Linked DNA regions of Mus musculus: region 2 is linked to region 1. A link is a loop called in an ENCODE intact Hi-C map of the cell type or tissue named here. Cell type or tissue: gastrocnemius. All regions are shown on one strand.

Region 1 (5,000 bases):
GATCTCAACTAACCTTATCCTTTTTCTAGTCAAGAAACCGGCACCCAGCAAAGCTAAGTGGCTCACACAAGGGTGACTTGAAGGTGACAAGAGCCTGATTCCACCTTTTCATCTGCTGATTTTTATCTCCTCAAAGTAACACTGTCTGTTATAGCTCTGTCTCTTGCCAGCTCTGTGTCCTTGGCTGTAACTTCTCTCTTCACTTATGTTCCCATTTGTATGACTTGGGTGGAGGGAGGGGGCAGCCCTAGCTCCGTCTCAGAAGTGCTATGCAGATTAAATTAATTCATATAAGCTGCTTGGTAGATAGATAGGTAGATAGATAGATAGATAGATAGATAGATAGATAGATAGATAGATGATAGGTAGATAGATGATAAGTAGATAGATAGATAGATAGATAGATAGATAGATAGATAGACAGATGATAGGTAGATAGATGATAGGTAGATAGATAGATAGATAGATAGATAGATAGATAGATAGATAGATAGATAGATGATAGATGATAGGGAGATAGATAGATAGATAGATAATAGTATGTAGATAGGTAGGTAGGTAGATGGGTGGATAGGTAGATAGATAGATTAGATAGATAGATAGATAGATAGATAGATAGATAGATGATAAGTAGGTAGATAGATGATAAGTAGGTAGATAGATAGATAGATAGATAGATAGATAGATAGACAGATGATTGGTAGATAGATGATAGGTAGATAGATAGACAGACAGACAGATAGATAGATAGATAGATAGATAGATAGATAGGGAGATAGATAGATAGATAGATAGGTAGGTAGATAGATAGATAGATAGATAGGGAGATAGATAGATAGGGAGATAGATAGATAGATAGATAGATAGGTAGATAGATAGATAGATAGATAGACAGACAGACAGATAGATAGGGAGATAGATAGATAGATAGATGGATAGATAGAGAGATAGATAGATAGATAGATAGATAGATAGATAGATAGATAGATAGATAATAGTAGGTAGATAGGTAGGTAGGTAGATGGGTGGATAGGTAGATAGATTAGATAATAGATAGATAGATAGATAGATAGATAGATAGATAGATAGGTGGATGATAGATCATAGGCAATAGGTGATTAGATGGCAAACGGATAATGGATATATATATATATATATATATTATATATGATAGATGGATCTGTAGATAGATGATATAGAGGTCACAGGCAGACAGAGTGTAAATGTAGTCGCCAAACAAACAGGATGTGTGTTGTTGTACCAGGAAGTGGATACTTACAGTTCGTAGTTTCTGACAGAGGAATTCAGAGTGTTCAGAGGAGGGATACTCCTAAACCAACCAGCTGTGGCCAGCAGGCTGCTGTCAGGTGGTGGGGAAGTGGCTCTACTCACAAAAGAAATGTGCAAGAATAGGGAGGCATTGAGAATGTGGGGAAAGAAGGAGAAAGCAGAAGACCCTGGCCCCATGGCCTTAGGGCATTTGCTCTCTTTGACACTGGAAACAGCATCCATTTTGTTAACATTGAGTTCTGTGTGAGTGTGTGTATGTACATGTGTATGTGGGCATACATATGTAGAGGTATGCACGTGGTGCGTGTAGGTCAGAGGACAACCTCAGGTGTCATCTGCCTTATTTCTTCAACTCCCGTCAGCCCAGAGTTCACGAATTAGACTAGACAGCCCCCAGGATGTACTGTCTTCTCCTGCACAGCATGCGGATTGCAAGTGTGCTACCAAAGCCCAGTGCGCAGATCTGTTTTGTGTTGGCTTTGAGCTCAGATTGAACTCAGATCTGGCTAAGCTTTCTCCCTGGCTCCTAAGCTTCAACTTTTGGATGTCTGGAGGCAAGTGGGGACAAGCAGGAAGGGTGATTTTCTTCTTCATTTATTGTGAAATAGCATTGGTAGCTTACAGATCAAAAGAAACGAAGAGCAAAGAGATTTCCCTACCGTTGTCTTTTACCAAAACAGGAGCAGGGACAGGAGCCTGGAGATTCTGAGGTTTTTCTTAGGTGGCATGGGCAACAGGGAAGAGGAAGAGAAGGAGGAGCAGGAGGAAGAGGAGCAGGAGGAAGAGGAGCAGGAGGAAGGGGGGAGGAGGAGGAAGGAGGAGGAGGAGGGGGAAGAAGAGGAGGGGAAGGGATATTCCCGGAGAATGAAAGAATTACAAGATACTATCAAAGCTGAGATGAGGTGTCTGAAGAGACCTGAGACCTGAGAGGGCATTACTTCCTGGGGCCCAGTAAGGTGCAAGGTGATCCATGCCTGACTAAAGATCCTCCCTTTCGGGTTGCTCTTCTGACTTAGAGCTATGTTCAGTGCCTGGCTGACATCCTGTATTGGCTGAAACACACACATCCTGCCTCTGCAAACAGACGGATTGTCCAATTGTTTCCGGTCATTGTTACTACATAGCGTTCTGGTCAGCGCTGGTCGGTGTCAGCTGGGCAAATCACAGTAAAGTGACAGAATCCTTTCATAGGTTTTTATCACTTGTTATCATTCATGAACCTCATTCTAGCTAACTGATGTAGCTGGAAAGGCAAAAAATAAGACAATGACCTGCGCTGACTCTATACACAGAGTCAACACATGACAGTGTTGTCCACTGCATTGCAATGTCTTGGAAGTTTTTCTGGGGCCCAGATAGGCTGCGAGGTTAGTGAGAGCAAGTGCAACTGAGTTCTAAGGGGGCTCTTTGCCAGGAGGTTAGTCTGGAGAGAGAGAGAGAGAGAGAGAGAGAGAGAGAGAGAGAGAGAGAGAGAGAGAGAGAGAGAGAGAGAGAGAAACTGTCGATATTTTGTCTGTTTGTCAGCATAGTTACTGATACAAGAGACGTTTTAGGAGAACAGACATGGGGCTGCTGGACTTTGGTTAGATTTTCAAATGGTAGGTGACTCACATCAGTCCCAGGTGATCCCATGCCCTCTTCTGGCCCCTTCCAGTACTGCATCCATGTGGTGCCCAGACATACATACAGGCAAAACACATACATTAAAAAAAAAAAAAAAAAAAAGGTAATTTTTCTCCCCAAAAGAAGGGACATTCTGGGCATGTCATGAGTTCTAGTTAGCTTTTTATCACTGTAATAAAGACCATGACCAAAAGAAACGTGGGCAGCACAGGGTTCATTTCCCCTTACATGTCCCAGTCATAATTTATCATAAGGGGAAATGAGAGAGAGCAGAAAATCAAGGCAGGGCCTGAAGCAGAGGCCATGGAGGTCTGCTTACTGTCTTGATTCCCATGGCCTGCTCAGTCGGCTTTCTCGTATGACCTCAGACCCCCTGCCCAGGGCTAGAACCCCTTCTCACATCAGCACTGATCAGGAAGATGCCTCACTGACTGTCTGATGGAGGCATTTTCTTAATTGACGACTTCCAATGGTGTCAAGTTGACAGAACTCTAAGGCACACCATGTGACCAGCACATAATGGCACCTCCTTTTCTGGTGACTTCTCTCTAGAGGAGAAGCCACTTAGAAACTTGGATGTCCTATGTTGGGTTCCCCCAGAAATCATAGCAAAAGCTCATGCATAGCAACTTGTTGGTGAGGAGGCGCTGCTGTGTCAGTTTGGATTAACATTCCTCCTCCTTAGCCTCCTCTGCCCTTCAAATCAGAGAGGCCTCAGAGGTGGGGAGAATGTTGTCTATAGAGACATTTGATAACATCTAACTTGTGGGCACATCAAACCTTCTCTCTCTCTCTCTCTCTCTCTCTCTCTCTCTCTCTCTCTCTCTCTGTGTGTGTGTGTGTGTGTGTGTGTGTGTGTGAGAGAGAGAGAGAGAGAGAGAGAGAGAGAGCACATCTGTGCTTGTCCATGTGCAGGTCAACCTTGGATATTGTTCCTCACACACTGTTCTTCTTTTCTTTCTTCTGAGCAGCGTTTTCCACTGGCCTACAACTCAGTAAAAGACTCAAGGAATACATGTGTCTCCGTCTCCCCAGAGTGGGGGTTACAGATTCATGCCAACACATCCAGCTTTTGAAGCATGGGTTCTGGGCAGAGAATTCTGCTCCTGGAGCTGGCAAGCTGATTTCTTCTTAGACTGAGTCATCATCTCCCTAGCCTGTGTCCAACCTGGGGACATCACAGTGCAATGTTGTCATCGACAGAATGTCACTCCTAAGAACTGCATGAATCAGTTGAAAGAGCTATCATAAGACCAAAATTTATGACTATGTTTTATGCTTAGTTTCATACCTGAGCAAGGCTGCATGTAGCTTCATAAGACCCATAAGTTGGACACACATGATGAAGACATCTTTGATTGTCATGGGTAAAGGGTTGCTACTGTCCTAAGGTAAATAGGGACCAAGAGTATTGCTCAACACATTATAAAGCACAGTTATCCCCAGACAAAGACAATTTCAGTCCCTGGTGCAACATGCTTGCCAGGTTAAGCAGGGCTGACTTAGGGTGATAGCTGGAGCAGGAGCGGGAGCGGGGGGGCGGGGGCGGGGGCGGGGGCAGGGGCAGGAGCAGGAGCAGGAGAAGCAGCAGCAGCAGCAGCAGCAGCAGCAGCAAGCTGGGAAACACCCAACTGCATTAGAAGAGAACTAACGGGATATTTAAAAAGTTGTTTACATCATTCAAATTGTGCCTGTGTATATGTGTGCATGAACAACACACCGTGTATGTGTAGGTCAGAGGAAAACTCTTGGAACTTGTTTCTCTCTTCCCACCATGTAGGTTTTGGTGATTAAACTTGGGTAATCAATCAGGGTTGGCAGCAAGTGACTTTACCCACAGAGCCATCTTACCATCCCTCAAGTGGGATATTTAAAAGTGCTCTCCTATTCCTAAGTGCCCTACAGAACTCAGCAGGAACCCCTGATACACAAGTGACAGGAAGAAACAGTATTTTTTGTTCCCAACATCCTCAAAGAGGCATCCTCACTCTTACCCTGGATTGGCCCTGATTTGCTCTACCTTTGAGCCTGAAAGTCATAAGCCCATTTAAGAAGACTCCATTTATAACATCTTCTTGCTAATGAAT
Region 2 (5,000 bases), 580 kb before region 1:
TTCCTCAGCAGTGACTGGTATTGGAATGGGTTGTGTTTCTAGGATACCCTTATCTACAAATAGCTTAGGTAGAAATCATAGAAAATTTGTTTTTTTAAAAAAATTAGTGTTCAGGTAATATGTGAATGGGTGTTTTGCTTGTATGCATATCTTATGTGCAGTGTGCATGCAGTACCTGTAGAGGCCAGAAGAGGTCCCCAGTCAGATTCCCAGGGATTATAGTTATATGTGGTTAAGAGCTGCTATGTAGGTTCTGGGAATTGAACTTGTGTCCTTTGGAAGAGCCTGTGCTCTTAACTACTGAGCCACCTCTTCAGCCCTTTGTCTGTGATTTACTGGTGCCACCCCAGAAATCTGGACAAATTCCTTTGTCCTTAGTTGTTTTCTGGTTTGCCTTGGTTCAAATCCTACTTCTGATAACTTGGCAGCCAACTGTCCTCAGGTGAATTACTTAATTTCTCTAAACTCGAGTGCCATCATGTTGTAAGATGAGGTTGTATGGAACTCAGTGTCAGGATAAAGTGAAACAACATAGGAATTACTGAGTATCAGCTGTGGCTACTCCCGTTGGTGGCATGGTGGCCATTGTCCCAGTTCATTCAAGGACTCACTTGTCATAGTTTGACTGTCCTTCCTAAGGAGTCTCAAATCTACTAGTCATCAACTGTTTTCAGCTTCTAGAAGCCTGCTTGTATTCTCCACTAAAGTAAATTGACACTGGTGGGGGGGGGGTTCTGTTTGTAACTGCACACTATCAAAAGAGGTTGCTGTGGTTCTTATTTTGTTTGTTTTTGAAACAGGAGCTCATGTGTCAAGGATTGGCCTTGATCTTGCTAAGTAGCTGAGAATGAATTTGAGCTTCTGATCTTCTTGCTCCCACCTCCTGGGGATCAAACCCAAGGCCTCCTGCATGCTAGGCCAGCACTCCATCAACTGTTCTGCATCCCCGGCCTCCAAACTGGGGAAAGGTTTTAAGAGGTGATTTGTAGGCATGTTTATGCAAGGGAATTCGTTAGTCCCACTTTCTAGGATACAAGGAACACAGTGTGGTGCGCTGTGCTGTACCTGCATGTGCAGCTGTGGAGGAATGTGTAGACACCACTTCATGTCATTTCTGTGTTTTTTCATGTTCTTTCTCAAAGAGAAGATAAAGCTAACAGGTTGCATTCTTACAATTCTATGAAAGAGATTTTGAAGCTTTATAAAAAAAGAGTATTATTCAGTGAAATATGATGTTATCTGATAGTTTGTCTCCAAGGTACACTTGGAATCGGAGATAGAACAAGATGGAAAGAATACCTATTTAATACCATTTATTTTTTTATTGGAGAGTTTAATTAAACATTGGTCATTACTTTTGCTGGCTTTGTATGTGTGTGTGGATGTATGCACATGTTTATGTGCATGTGTGGGTTTGTGCATGTGGAGGCCAGAGGTGGATGCTGTCTTTCTCAGTCCCTTTCTACTTTATGTTTTGAGACAGGGTTTCTCACTAAAGTAGGGTCTCTTGCTGAGCCTGGAGCTCACTGCTTGGCTAGGCTGGCTGGCGAGTAAGATGCTGAGATCTGTCTGCTTCTGCTTCCAAAACCTTGGGATTTCAGTGTTGTTTCTCCAGGTTTTTAGTGTGGTGGTTGGGATGCACCATCAAACTATTGTATTTGTACAGTGTGAAATTTACCAACTAAACTATCCCCTCAGCCTTACTACTTCGCTTTTTAGAATAAAATACTTTATACCTGTGTGAAGGTAATTCACTTGATAAAAATATTATTACATTATTTAAAGTTTTCAATTAAAAGCTGTACAAGAAGAGTTAGAGGGTGCGCTGGATATATAGTTTTATATCAACTTGACACAAGCTAAAGTCTTCTGAAAGGAGAACATCTCAATTGAGAAAATGCTGCTATATTAGGACGTTTTCTTAATTAGTGATTGATGGGAGATGGCCCGGCCTATTGTGGGTGATGCCATTCCTGGCCTTGTGGTCCTGGATTCTATAAGGAAGCAGGCTTCGAAAGCCAGGGGAAGTAAGCCAGTGAGCAGCATCCATCCATAGCTTCTACATCAGCTCCTGCCTCCAGGTCCCTGACCTGTTTGAGTTTCTGTTATGACTGCCTTTGATGATGAACAGTGATTTGAAAGTGTGAGCTGAATAGAATAAACCCTTTGCTGAGCACATTTCTTTGGTTATGGTGTTTTGTTTCATCACAGTTGTAACCCTAAGGCAGAGACTGAAGGGGATTCAAGTTTATTAAAATCTGGCCTCTGAATGGATGGTCAATGGAGGAAGAACATCACTTCTGCCTATTGTAGATGACTTCAGTTTATTGGGGAAAATGTATTTCTTTAGATATCTTTATGTATCATTTTATAAGGAGTCTAGATTATTTAAAACTTGTAGCTTTGTTGAAACATGATATGCATACATTTCAACGTATCAAATTTAGGCTAATTTTATATCAATTGGAACTTATCTTTTAACTTTTATTGGGTCAGCTAAATTATATATGTATTCATGCTTATAAGAAAGGACTCGGAGAATAATTACCCTGCTTTAAAAGATTACAAGGGACTATAGTTTTTGTGTGTTTGCTTTCATGAGGGTTTTCCATAGCCTATTTGATGGTAGCTTTTAGTTTGGAATGAGGAATATAGTCATAGTTTGTCTTTATGGAAAATGTGCTTTGCTTTACAATGATCCTCTTCATATGTGGTTTTCAGGAATGTATTGTGGTAGAAAGCTGATATTCTCTGTGCCCTTTAAAAAGGTCTCCCAGTGTAGCTAGAATTTCCTTTGCACATGCAGGTTACCAGCACATCCAGCAGAGGGCGCTCGAGTACAATGAAAACATGCTTTGTTGCCTAATCTATTTGAACATTTTTGTTTTGTTTTGTTTATTTGAAGATTATTAATTTGGTTTTTTAGTCTTTGTTACCCCAAAATAGCAGTGGAATATTTTTCTTTGTCAAACTCCATTCTATGTGAGATGACATACTATAAATACTCTGTCGCCTGATTTGGGAGTAGGGACTTGGCAGGAAGCTAGTAAGTACCCTTTTTCTTAGAGAATCTATGACTGTTGGCATGAGTGTGACTAGGATTCACATAGTGGAGGCTCTTATGTATTATTGATAAAGGAATAGTCATCTAAGAGTGCCACCAGTGTTTGGGCAATGATACATTTGATTGTAGCTGTGGCCAATAGACGTTTTGTTTTGGTAAGAGTGGTAACGTTCTGTAGCTGTGTTTCCAATGCAGTGTGTGTTTCTCACCATGGCTGTTACTCACTTGAAATGAGGTTGAGGAGCTTGACTTTGCATTCTGTGCTTAATTTTGTCCAAAAGGCTGAGAACTATAAAATTTTGCATTCTGGTAGCTATAAATGGCTGTATGAGACCAGTGATCACTATGACGGACACTGCAGTTGTAGACCTGGGTCTTCTGCTGAGCCATCACAGAGCTTGAGCTGTGTGGAGAACTGCTGCCATCTTTTCTGTCCAGGTAGAGTGTGGGGGCATGAGTTCTAGGACTGGGTTCTGTGATAAGAGCTGGCTAGGTGAGGGGAGACCTTTTGTCTGCTTCTGTGCTGTTCTTGGATGTCCCCTATGTTGATGATCACCCAAGAGCAGTGCCGTGTTGCTCTTCACTGGTCATTCTCTGCCTTCTGAGAACCTGTCCCTAACAAAAAGACAGCCTTTCGTTAATTTATTTGAGAAAAAAACAACTGGTATTGAATAAATATGAATACTTTGATATTTGACTACACCTTTGATGGTATCTTGTTTAGCTCTTGCTATAAGCGTGCTATGATAACAAGTAGTGAAAACTGTCCCGTAATCATCAAATCACTTCTCATTAGTTCTCACTATGAATAAGCTAAATGTCATGCTGAGGATTTACCAGTGCAGGCAAGTGGCAGTAACTAGTCCCTGAGACAGAACAGCTGTGAAATGTGCTCATGCATTAGGTTCCCCAACTAAGTCAGATTTTGTCATATTTTTCTTTTGCTTCTTTTTTAATGAAAAAAGCTTTATAACATTGTTTTTTCTTATAAACAAGCTTCTTCCATTAAGATATTGTTTTTTAAAAATTTTTTCTATAACAATTGAAAAAGCAGCTATACTTACACATGTATTACAAGCTTTAATTTTAAGGCAACTGGGAATTGTAAGCCAGAGCAAAAATGAAACATGCTAATTTAAAGGTGTGTCAAAGGTACTTTGTATTTTAAGCTGTTTTAACATAGGGAACAAGAAATATATTTATGGAACCAGGTTATATTCTGACTTTGCTAAGCATCTTTTGACAGTTTTATATTTGTAAATACTGAGATTTTAGTTATCTTTAGCCTTCATTTCTTTCCTTCATTTCCTCCCCCTTTTGCTGAAATGTATTTTAACAACAGGCTCCTCCTATCTTGATGATTTTTCTCTTTGCTACTGTCATGGTTTGTATATGCTTGACCCAGGGAGTGGCATATTAGGAAGTGTGGTCCCGTTGGAGTAGGTATGTCACTGTGGGTATGGGCTATAAGACCCTCATCCTAGCTGCTTGGAAGCTAGTATTCTGGTAGCAGCCTCCAGATGAAGATGTAGAACTCTCAGCCTCTCAGCTCTGTCTGTACCATGCCTGCCTGGATGCTGCCATGCTCCTGCCTAGTGGACTGAACCTCTGGAGCTGTAAGCCAGCCCCAATTAAATATCCTTGTAAGAGTTGCCTTGGTTATGGTGTCTGTTCACAGCAGTAAAATTTTAAGACCAAAATTAGTACCAGGAGTGGGGTATTGCTATGATAGGCCTGATCATGCTTTTGCTTGGAAGAATGGGGATTCTGGGACTTTAGCTTTAGAAAACAGTGGAATCCTTTAAGTAGGGCTTAATGGTCTATCCTAAAAAGAATATGGGAGACTGTGTGATGAGAGTGATTCAAACTCTGCAGACCCGGCCTATGAGATTTCAGTGCAGAAGAATTTCAGTATGTGGCATAGAGACTGTTTTTG

The links. Hi-C counts contacts between places; a loop is a spot of excess contacts. Peaks named below come from ENCODE experiments on the same cell type or tissue, not always from the same donor. Only the 100,000 strongest peaks of a DNase experiment are listed, where the experiment ranks them.
Region 2: it touches region 1 in a loop (8-fold over the local background); 23 of 42 quality-filtered maps call a loop at or near these places.

The regions. Positions count from the first base shown.
Region 1 is chr11:109,027,717-109,032,716 of GRCm38, forward strand. The region is part of intron 3 of Gm36876 (a long non-coding RNA gene); the gene reads left to right. Among named protein-coding and RNA genes, the nearest start is that of Gm24149, 37 kb to the right of the region's middle. In gastrocnemius, a CTCF peak has its summit at 2,948 (motif pointing left); a DNase peak (open chromatin) is centred at 2,931.
Region 2 is chr11:108,447,159-108,452,158 of GRCm38, forward strand. All of the region lies in intron 4 of Cep112 (centrosomal protein 112), which reads left to right. Among named protein-coding and RNA genes, the nearest start is that of Cep112, 24 kb to the left of the region's middle. In gastrocnemius, a CTCF peak has its summit at 185 (motif pointing right); DNase peaks (open chromatin) are centred at 189 and 2,829.